Regions from separate parts of the Homo sapiens genome. Here region 2 is linked to region 1. The links are chromatin loops, found by intact Hi-C in ENCODE. Cell type or tissue: natural killer cell. All regions are shown on one strand. Links, peaks and the distances in the headings refer to the core of each region. The heading gives the core; the rest is flanking DNA. Region 1 overlaps TSC22D3 (TSC22 domain family member 3). Region 2 holds the start of FRMPD3 (FERM and PDZ domain containing 3).

Region 1 (5,369 bases), core at 303-5,302:
CAGTTTGCTCCAGAAAGTTTAAGGGGTCTGTTTCTCATCTCCATGGACATCTTCAACAGCTTCACCTGACAACGACTGTTCCTATGAAGAAGCCACTTGTGTTTTAAGCAGAGGCAACCTCTCTCTTCTCCTCTGTTTCGTGAAGGCAGGGGACACAGATGGGAGAGATTGAGCCAAGTCAGCCTTCTGTTGGTTAATATGGTATAATGCATGGCTTTGTGCACAGCCCAGTGTGGGATTACAGCTTTGGGATGACCGCTTACAAAGTTCTGTTTGGTTAGTATTGGCATAGTTTTTCTATATAGCCATAAATGCGTATATATACCCATAGGGCTAGATCTGTATCTTAGTGTAGCGATGTATACATATACACATCCACCTACATGTTGAAGGGCCTAACCAGCCTTGGGAGTATTGACTGGTCCCTTACCTCTTATGGCTAAGTCTTTGACTGTGTTCATTTACCAAGTTGACCCAGTTTGTCTTTTAGGTTAAGTAAGACTCGAGAGTAAAGGCAAGGAGGGGGGCCAGCCTCTGAATGCGGCCACGGATGCCTTGCTGCTGCAACCCTTTCCCCAGCTGTCCACTGAAACGTGAAGTCCTGTTTTGAATGCCAAACCCACCATTCACTGGTGCTGACTACATAGAATGGGGTTGAGAGAAGATCAGTTTGGGCTTCACAGTGTCATTTGAAAACGTTTTTTGTTTTGTTTTGTAATTATTGTGGAAAACTTTCAAGTGAACAGAAGGATGGTGTCCTACTGTGGATGAGGGATGAACAAGGGGATGGCTTTGATCCAATGGAGCCTGGGAGGTGTGCCCAGAAAGCTTGTCTGTAGCGGGTTTTGTGAGAGTGAACACTTTCCACTTTTTGACACCTTATCCTGATGTATGGTTCCAGGATTTGGATTTTGATTTTCCAAATGTAGCTTGAAATTTCAATAAACTTTGCTCTGTTTTTCTAAAAATAAACTTGGTGTCTGACTGAGTATAAATGGACTGGGTGGGAGAGGCCCCTCACCCAGTAGGGGCTGTTTTGCTGACCCCCTGAATATCCCTTGAGCACCCTGTCAGTGCCAGGCCTATGCTGCAGCCGTGATCTCGTGTCATCTGCACAATACTCATATGAAGGACATGCTGTTTGCCCTCACTGTCTGGATAAAGAAACTGAGACTCAGCGAGTTTAAGTGACTTGCCCAAAGTCACATGGCTATTACGGGAATTAGGACTCAAGCCCAGATCCTTCCTCCCTCTCCTGCTCCGCTTTCATATGAGAGCTTCGGAGTGAGTGGCAAGGTGACTCATAACACACAACTGTAGCTTGAGGGGGTGATTTGGGAGGAAAGATACCCCGAGGAAGGCCCAAAAGAAACAGGCAGGGTATACATAGGAGGGAGCGAGAAGAGCGGAACCAAATCAACAGGCGTGGGCCTCTTCTGTCTTCTGAAAACATCACTGGGCTCACTTAATGCATTCTCCTTAATACCAATCCACATGTGACACTTGACTTGGCAAAGGAGCTAAGAAGGCTCTAGTAAGAGAAGGAGGGAGAATGTATGAGGTAGCAAAACCACCCCCCTTTCCTTTGCTCTTCCCCTTACTTCCAGCCAAGGAAAGATATCCTCAGTCCCTGCTGAAAGTTCTCAGGGACACTGCTGAAAGTTCTCTCACCAAACCCACCAACCACGTGGGTAGGGCCAAGTCTAAGGCTCCTGGCTCCAGATTCCTTCCTCCACCTCTCTTTGGGGTTCATTATCACCCATCACCCTTTCCCAGCTCCATGTCCCCAGCATCCAGAGACCTAGCATTTCTCTGATTGGTTGTTGATGAGTGCTTAGTGTCTCCTTTACCACGCCCTAACCTGAACTTCCTCTGGACCCTGAGCTGTGTTCTAAGCCCACTATGTTCCCAAGGGAAACGATCACCTCTCTTCAAGTGACTCCATTCCATCTCAGCTTCTGGTAGCATATATACCTATCCTTTTCCCACTTGAAATTGGGGAAACAGAACTCCTTGATTTTCCTGAGCCACAAACCTCAGGGTGACCAAGATATCTTGCCCCCCGCCCCTTACATCAACCACTGCCTAAATGTAATCAAAATGACATGCTTCTTCCTCTGTAAAGGTCATACATGTTGACATTTTGGGTTTTTTTTTTTGGTTTTTTTTTTTGAGACAGGGTCTCACTCTTGTTGCCCAGGCTGGAATGCAGTGGGGCCATCAAAGCTCACTGCAGTCTCAACTCCCTGGGCTCAGATGATCCTCACCTCAGCCTCCTGAGTAGCTGGGGCTACAGGTGTGCACCACCACTCCTGAATATATATATTTTTTTGTATTTTTAGTAGAGATGGAGGTTTCGCCATGTTGCCCAGGCTGGTCTCGAGCTCCTGGACTCAAGCAACCTGCCTCCTTGGCCCTCCAGAGTGCAGGGATTATAGGCATGCGCCACTGCACCCAGCTGACCTGTTCTTTTCTAATCACCAAAACCCTTCAGAACATTGCAAACTCCTGCTTGCTGGCCTCTCAAATCCCAATTTCCCCACCTGCTCCCAACCTTGCTATTCATAATGCCAGGTTCATTGTCTATACCTGCCAACTGGTTCATGGCATGCAGATTCCACAGCTGCTGGTACAGATACAAACTTCAAACGAGTGCATTCAAAGCCCCCTGGCAGCCATTCCTCACCCTGACCAGCTCTCCCAGTCCCCACTTACTCCCAAATCCCCACCTTTCAAAATTAGCTCAGAGACTTTGTGGCTATTTGGTTCATCTTCTGTAGACTTCCCATGCCAGACTTGCAGCTGAATGAGAAAAAGCAGATGAAAAAAGGAAACCTAGAAAATAGCCCAACAACGCCCCAAACCTCTCTGGTCATCAAGCCTTTCTCTACAAGAAAGGGGAAAAAACTGGCCCCACAGTCACATAGTGGTAAAGAGAGAACAACTTTGTTTCCTAGGCAACGCTGACTAAACAGAGACAAACACTGCAACTTCTGAGGCCACAGCAGTTACTAGGCTAGATAAGAGGAAGTTTGTAGATGTTTCTTAGTCACATACAGGAGCTGCTTTCTGTTGTTGTTTCTCCACAGAAAAGTGACTAAGGGTGGAGGAAGGCAAAAGAACACGTTGCTCCTGGAAAGACTTCCATGGGTTTTAGGCTTCTGGGCTCAGCTGGTCCAGCTGGACCCAGAACGAGGAAAATAATAATGAGGCTTGAAGGAGTATGCATCCCCTGCCTGCTTTTGCCACCTCTGCATGTGCCCTCCCATCTATTCTCTCATCTCATCCTCATGGAGGCTTCCCAGCATAGCAGCAAGGATCACAAGAGCACTGCTCCCTGGCCCCGCTTCCGAGTACAAAACATTCTGTTTCCTGCCCTTAGAAAAAGAGGCAGTTATGATTTACCTCCATTTGACAGACGAGAAAACTGAGAGCCAGAGAACTTAGTGCTACTCCCATGGCTCCCACATGTCCCATGGGGCAGTGGTTCCCAACCTTAGTGACAATAAGGGCCCTTTTTTTATGTCAAAAATATTCTCAAACCTCCCCCAACTCTATAGTACTTGAACTTTTGGTATTCATTGAGAGAGAAAGAGAGACTCGGGTGGGCGGGGCCGGGGGGGGGGCGGCAGGACACATAATTACAAACACTGGCTGTGAATTCAGTGGGCCTTAAAGGAATTAATTATATTCACTACAAAATCAAAGACATGGATTTGAAAGCTAAAACAACAATGCATATATTAATTAGCTAGATTGAGCCATTCCACAATGTGTATATATTTCAAAACATCACAAATGCATACAATTTTAGTTGTGTCTGTCAATTTAAAGAAAAAGTAGACTAGAACAGAAATGTGGGTGATGGGTTATTTCCAGACAAGGACTGCTTGGGACACAAAGTGTGAGGCTTTCAAGCTGGGGATGGCCACAGAGGAGGGTGTTCCAGGAGGGCTCCGACAAGGAAGCCAGGGGCAGGGCCTCTGGGACCTGGAGTATCAGCAGAAGGACTCCAGAAAGACCATAGGAAAAAAGGTGCATGATCCACTGTCCTTTAAGGTATTGTGAAGTTGGCTGGGTGCAGTGGCTCACGCCTGCAATCCCAGCACTTTGGGAGGCCAAGGCGGGCAGATCACCTGAGGTCAGGAGTTCGAGACCAGCCTGGCCAACATGGTGAAACCCTATCTCTACTAAAAATACAAAATTAGCTGAGTGTGGTGGCGCATGCCTGTAATCCCAGCTACTCGGGAGGCTGAGGCAGGAGAATTGCTTGAACCCAGGAGGCGGAGGTTGCAGTGAGTCAAGATCACACCATTGCACTCCAACCTGGGCAACAAGAGCGAAACTCCGTCTTAAAAAAAAAAATGATAAAATTATTGCAAAGTTGCCCTCACATCATCCACATCATCAATCCTATTTATGCTGGAAAATCTTGCTTTCAACTCTCAGCACCTCTCCTCCTAGTTGGTTAGAAATTAATGGACATAATTACAGCTTTGTAGACGGCCCAGTTCCTCAGGTTATCTCATGTACAGGAGCTTGTTGAAACCCAAACACTTAATACTTAACCGCCTCCACAAGATCAGGCAAGGTTTAACAGAGAACTCGATCAGTTAGGTATTCCAAGCAGACATGGTTTCCAGAGATGAGCTGGCTGAAAGAGGAGGTGATCATACTAATTACTAATAATAGCTAACACTTACATGGCACTTACTTTACGCTAGAAACCGTCATAAGACTTTTTACATCTGTTGACTCTTAATCCTGTCCACAGACATATGAGGTATGCCCTATTGAGATCACCATTCTACACATGAGAACATGAAAACACTACGGCACAGAGAGGTTAAGCAACTTGCCCAAAGTCATACAGCTGGTGAATGGCAAAGCCCACATTGGGGGGAGGCAAGATTAATGCACTGAGAAGCAGGATAGAGAATCTGAACAGTTTTCATAATTCCTCCAACGTAACCAGAAGTGTTCCAGGGCTCATGGTGGGAAGGGGGAAATAGAAGAAAGACCACCCCAAACTAGCAGAGGGACTAACACAAGGAAAATAAATGACTAATGAGCACGGGAGGGGTGGCAGTGAACAGAGAAGAAGGTAAGCGGGAGGGTGGGAGGCTCACTTGGCTGGCTCCCAGCCAAGTGACTTTAGATAGAATCTAAGAGGTCTCAGGGAGCCATGGTAGGCTTCTGAGCAGGGAAGTGATGTGATGCAAAAGATATTTGTAGAAGATGGGTCCTGGCAGCTGGAGAGGCTGGAATAGGGAAAGGCTAGTGATGGGCCAGCTGTTGCTGTAATCCAGGTGTGAGGTGATGAGGGCCAGCTGGGGCAGGGATAGGGGTAGTAGAAGGAAGAGGAAGGG
Region 2 (5,369 bases), core at 286-5,285, 260 kb after region 1:
GAGGGGTCACTTGGCTGGAAGGAGACCCAGATATTAGAACCTAGCAGAGAGTTCTTTCAAAAGCTGCGGGTGGCTAGTAGTGTGGCTAATGGCAAAGTGAATTTGAGGCACAGAGCAAAAACACTGGCTACGGCATGCATGCTGAGAAAGCTGCAAGAGTGCACACACCTGCTCATTCTCATGTTCCTTAACACAAACACACAGAAATAGACACACCTGCTCCTACAGATACACAAGTAGCACCTCTTTCCCTCTCTCTCCTTTCCCCGCCCCACGTTATACACATATTCCCATTTCCAGGCTCATTTTCTGACTACCAGGGATTGGGCACTAGTGTGCCACAGGCTGTTAATGTTCTGTTTTAAGGATGGTGCCTCAGGTCTCAGAAAAGGGTGCTCTGCCTGTCATGGGTGGGAAATAATACAGAACCCCAAGATCACTGTCCTTGCCTTTGGCAGCTCAGCTGAGGGGAGGAAAGGAGGGAAAATGGCATGTTTCTCTGGATTTGCTCCCTACCCTACCCCTTTGCCCCTAGCCCCAGGATTTCTCAGCAGACAATAAGGTCCACCCCATTTTGAGAGTCCTTCATTTTGGCTGCCGATAATGCAAGAGAATGTTTTTGTTTCTGAACTTATGGTAAAAAGGAAAATAGAAGTCCTTGAGAGAAGAGCCAGAACAGAATTTTCTGCTGGGAATGCTAATGGCCTTAAGGCTGCCCCACAAACAGAAGCTGACTTGAGTGTGCTTCCTCCCAGGGGGCCTGTCAAAGCTAAGGGTCTTCATCTAGTATCAATAGGTATCAATTCTAGTCCCCCTAGCAATGATTGCTAGGGCCTATATGTGAAGGCAAGAACCCCCCAAAACCAAGCTTGTCTGCATGAGCCTCTCTTTCCACAATTTGCCCCAGGTATGTGTTGGGGTTTGAGGGTGTGTCTGAGGGGTGTGTGTCTTGTGTGTGATATGTGTGTGTGTATTTGTGTGTATGTGTATGTATGTGTGTCTTATGGCTTCATTCAGTTAGCCTGGAGGTGCCACAAAAACAGGGATCTTTCCTCTGTTGCATTGGTGCTGCCCCTCCAAGTGCCTTATCAGGCATTAGCCACGGAGTCCAATCATTTATGCGTAGTGGGGGAGGGTGGGTACAGAGTGCTTCCGTTGTCCTGCATCCACCCATGCTCCCTCCAAGGGCTGAAGTAAGGATTACTGCGGTGGGGCAATTCCTCTCCTCTACTCATCCCACCCGAGACTCCTCTGTTACCCACCCCCACCCCCATCTCCAGCAAGCCTTTCCCAGCTTGCTGCTATCATCAGCAATCCCAGGGCTTTCTTGTTGCACTTTTTCAATCTACTACTGCTCCTAGAGGATGTCGTTGGTCACAAAATCCCCCAACTGGGCCACACAGCTCACTTCTCAAGACCCTCGGACTGCACCACTTACAAGAGGGAGGGGTCCCCTGACTCATTCCAAATGCAGCTCGCAGCCTCATAGGAGTCCCCAGACCTCTCCTCCAGTGGGGTAGAGGCTCTGTTGCACTATCCAAAGAAGCCATAGCACCAACAGCATCACGAGCTTATGTTGGAGGGGGCACTTACTGAGTTCAGGCCAATAGTCTGGCCACTCAGCAGAATGCCTCACATATCTGGGAAACCCTCAGGGCCAGAAGCCTGGGGCAGCTGCCACCCTCCCCTGGCCAGTCTCCTCTCCCTGGTGGCCTTCAGCCCACAACTGCAAGGCGGTTGTGGTGTTGGGTGCCAGCGAGAGATAGGGGATATTCTCTCCACATGCAGCAATGAGTGTTTCTTTCCTGCTTATATCTTATTCCCTCCTTTCTCAGAATCTGGCAGTGGCTCCCAATTGCCTCTCAAGTCAATTGAAACCTTCTCTTTGTGGGCCTCAAAACCCTCCACAATTACATCTCACCTTCTGACACCCTCACTCCCACACACACATCACCCATAACTCTGGCCTAGGCACAGACAGTAGAGTAGACAGATGAGGTTGTCCACAAACTGCTCCTGCCTGAGTCCTGCCACAGGTGCCTGAAAGCCCCACCAACAGAGTCACTCCTCTGTGTCCTTTAAAAATGCAAATGTTACCTGTGAGGTGTAAGCAGTAAACCTCTATCAGCTATTAACACCTTGGCCTGGCAGGGATTCTGTCATCAAATTTGCCCGAGCAGTGAGCAAAGCCCCGCCTAAATAATCTAAGGGGGCGGGGGAGAGGACCCAGAGGAGCCCTGAGCAGCCGACGGGAGGGGCAGGAGCAGGGAAGGGGCTCTGACGTAGAAGCCATCGCCGTCACGATTTTACCACGGTCTACATTCTAACTCCGCATCTCTACTTAAAACAGTAAAACCCACTAGTCCTTGCTCCCCTCAACCTTGTTTCCCCCATCCACAATACATTATGCCTTATTTAACCTCAGGGGTGCCTTCATGACAAGCTGCTAAGGTTGAATTAGTCCTTTCACATGAAATACAAAAACAAACAAACAAAAAAACAAGCCATGAAATTGGGTAGACGCTGGCATGTTTGCTTGGGCACGGCCAAGTCTTGTTGAGGTCTCCCCGGGTAGAGCAAGATCTCTTTGCTCAGCGGAAACAGCAAAGGCTTCCCGAAAAGCCTCTCTTAGCTCCCAAGAAGCTGGCAGCTGGGTTCCCCCTGCTTCTCCTGCAGTGAGCTTCATGGGCAAGGAAGGCGAGGGAGGGGCAGGGCCTCCAAGCTGAGGGCCTCTGTGGCTGAACTGGCACACTATCCCGGGTCCTCTAGGCCCAGGTGGAGTTCGCCATTTACCCCGGTCTCCAGCTGGGAAAACTCACTTGGTGCTTCGCTCTGAGTCAGCATAGAATCCCCCACCCTCCACTTCGAGAAGGGCGCCCCCAAGGGAGCCTTGCGCTTATAGCAGTTCCTCCGAAGGCAGGAGTCCAGAGACTGCCCCGCCCTCCGTAAGAGCTGCAGGATGCTAAGACCACCCGGTGGACTCCAGGGTTTTGCACCTGGACCAAGATGCCAAGGGGAGGGGCAGGTCTAGCAGAATTCGGCGTTTGCTGTCATCTGGGGCTCTTTAGTTGCAGCTGCAAGGGTGGAGGTGCCACCTGCTTCTGGGGGAAGGTGTCAAACATTTGCCCCTGCAGTGGTTTCAGTGTGTGTGTATGGGGCTGTGGTGTGTGTGTGCAGGAAACCCAACAGCTCGAGCGTGGAGGGTATGACTACCAGAGTTGGGCACGCTTTTTGCCAGAATGGGGTTCTTAAGGGCTCTGGTGGAGGTGTCTACAGTAGCTGCGTGTGACGGGGGGTTGCTGGGTGTGTATTGGGGGGAAGCAGCAGGTACTGGATCTGCAGTAATGTGCAGTTGTCATGTAGTTTCTCAAGACCACTCTGAGAAAACACACACACACTCACATACACACACACACTCTCCAACCTCCAAAGCACTAGGCTGGGGAGTAGAGGAGTGTGTTTGTGTGTGCATGTTTTAGCAGCGCTAGGGGGAGGTGCATGTATCTGTATATGTGTTTGAGCTTTATTAGCATCTTGGTGGGAGGGGGCAAGTGTAGCTCGCGCTCTCTCTCTCTCTCTCTGTGTGTGTGTGTGTGTGTGTGTGTGTGTGTGTGTGTGTGGTCTTTGCATGGGGCTGACTGTGTGGCTGAGCGCCGGGTATGTTGTGCGGCTGTGTGTGCGTGTGTGTGCGCCTCCGTGTCCGCTTGTGAACATGGCCCCGGGAACCACGCACATGCTTCAGACAGCTGTTTCTGGCAGCCCCTGGGCTCGGGCTTCGCCGGGCACCCCGGCTAAGTGGCCACCTCCTAGCAGCCAGGCCCCGCGTCTCGCCAGCTCTCCCAACTGTGCCCACAGCCCAGGCGCGCACACAAAGGCTCCATAATGAACGCGCTGCACTCCCCTGCGCTCGACTCCTCACCCCGCACCCGCGGAGGCCAAACGAGCCCGCCAAGCCAGAGACTCGCCGGGGCAGTGGGCACGCAACGGGCCGTTACCCCGCCCGCCCAAACTCCGGGCGGCCAGACGTTCGGCGCCCCCCGCCCTGCCCCCGGCTCCCGGGGGCGCCCAAGCGCCAGTCGCCCCCCAGCCGGCCCGGGGCGGAACGCTCCCGCCGCGACCCACCCCCGGTTGGGCTGAGACAGCGGGCGCGCCCCCCTGAAGGCAGCGCGCCTCTTACCTTCCTCCCCCTCCTCTTCCTCCTCCTCTTCCTCCTCCTCCTCCTCCTCCTCCGCCTCCTCAGCGGCGCGGCAGCGGCGGCGCAGCGGCGGCGGCGGCGGCGGCGGCAGCGGGACTAGGGCACCCGTGCCCCCGAGCCCGGCATGGGCTTGGGGCTCAGTGGCGCCGGGCGGCGGGGCGGGCAGAGGTTGGCAGGGCGGCAGCAGCTGGCCCGGGACGCGGGGAGCTGGCGCGCAGGCGGCGGGCTGCGGGCAGGATGGCAGGAGCGCGCGCGGGCTCCTCGGGCGGGCTTCATGGCTGCGCCGCGGGCGGCACCATCGCCGTGGCTCGCTCGTCGCTCTCTCGCTCCAGGAGTGCGGCAGGCTGCGAGGTGACGGATGGCGGCGAGGCGGCCGGACGGCCGAGGAGGGGAGGGGAGAAGGGGCGGGGGGAGGGGGAGGGGGAGGAAAGAGGGGAGTGCAGAATGAGGGGCCTCTCCGGCGCCTCCCGACCCTCGAGTGCTGGCGTCGATTTCCCCGAATGGGAAAGCGGCTTAAAGGCGCAGTTCCTGGCTCGGGTCACTACTAAAAATAAGCAAAAAATTGACAATTGGGGAAAGAATCTCCCAAGAACAACCCAGCAACCCAGCCACCCAGCCTGGCGCTGCCTCACTTCTTGAATCTGACCGTTACGGCCGGACTCTGCCGGGAACTGCTGGCTGCCGAGAGGGCAAGCCAATTTCCAAAGTGAACCCGGGAAAGGGGGGCGGGGAGTGAACTGCGGAGAAGGGGCAGCAGGAACGCTTGCTTCGGAGACTCCGTTCCCTGGCCCCTGACCTTGCTTCTCGCCCCTTGTTTGCTCGCCTTCTGCTGGGGATGCCCTCCCTGCAGCTCCCCTCCTGGTCACCATCGCAAACATCCACACGCACCTTGAGTTTCGGCTCGGGCTCCTGCTCTCAGCGCCTCTCCCCAGCACTGGAGTGTGAGCGGCTTCGAGCCCAGGCCCAACGCCAGGAGCCCACCTCAGTAAGGGAGCGATCTGCCAGCTGGCAAAGGTCTGCTTAGAAAATGCGATTGGTTTGGTGAAAAGGGAAAAAGGTTAAGGTGTGTGTGCATGTGTGTTCACCAGCAGATGGAGGGAGGGTCCTGGCCACACACACACACCCGGAAGGAGAGCAGCTAGGCACACAGCACAGTGCCTGATGAATGATCTCA

What was found. A loop is a pair of places that touch in the nucleus more often than their neighbours do. Peaks named below come from ENCODE experiments on the same cell type or tissue, not always from the same donor. Only the 100,000 strongest peaks of a DNase experiment are listed, where the experiment ranks them.
Region 2: a loop joins it to region 1, with 6 times the contacts of the local background. A loop is called at or near these places in 2 of 110 quality-filtered maps.

Annotation. Positions count from the first base shown.
Region 1 is chrX:107,708,824-107,714,192 of GRCh38, reverse strand. TSC22D3 (TSC22 domain family member 3) reads left to right here. Exons shown (of 3, transcript NM_198057.3): 3 at 1-972. Among named protein-coding and RNA genes, the nearest start is that of TSC22D3, 64 kb to the left of the region's middle. In natural killer cell, for the core only: no CTCF peak of the experiment used is centred there; DNase peaks (open chromatin) are centred at 502, 1,402, 2,282 and 2,962; H3K4me3 peaks cover 687 bases; H3K27ac peaks cover 3,737 bases.
Region 2 is chrX:107,448,814-107,454,182 of GRCh38, reverse strand. FRMPD3 (FERM and PDZ domain containing 3) reads right to left here and starts at 4,531. Exons shown (of 15, transcript NM_001388459.1): 1 at 4,178-4,531. RefSeq lists enhancers at 2,410-3,324, 5,159-5,369. In natural killer cell, for the core only: no CTCF peak of the experiment used is centred there; DNase peaks (open chromatin) are centred at 2,252, 3,162, 3,552, 5,062 and 1 weaker place; H3K4me3 peaks cover 1,419 bases; H3K27ac peaks cover 598 bases.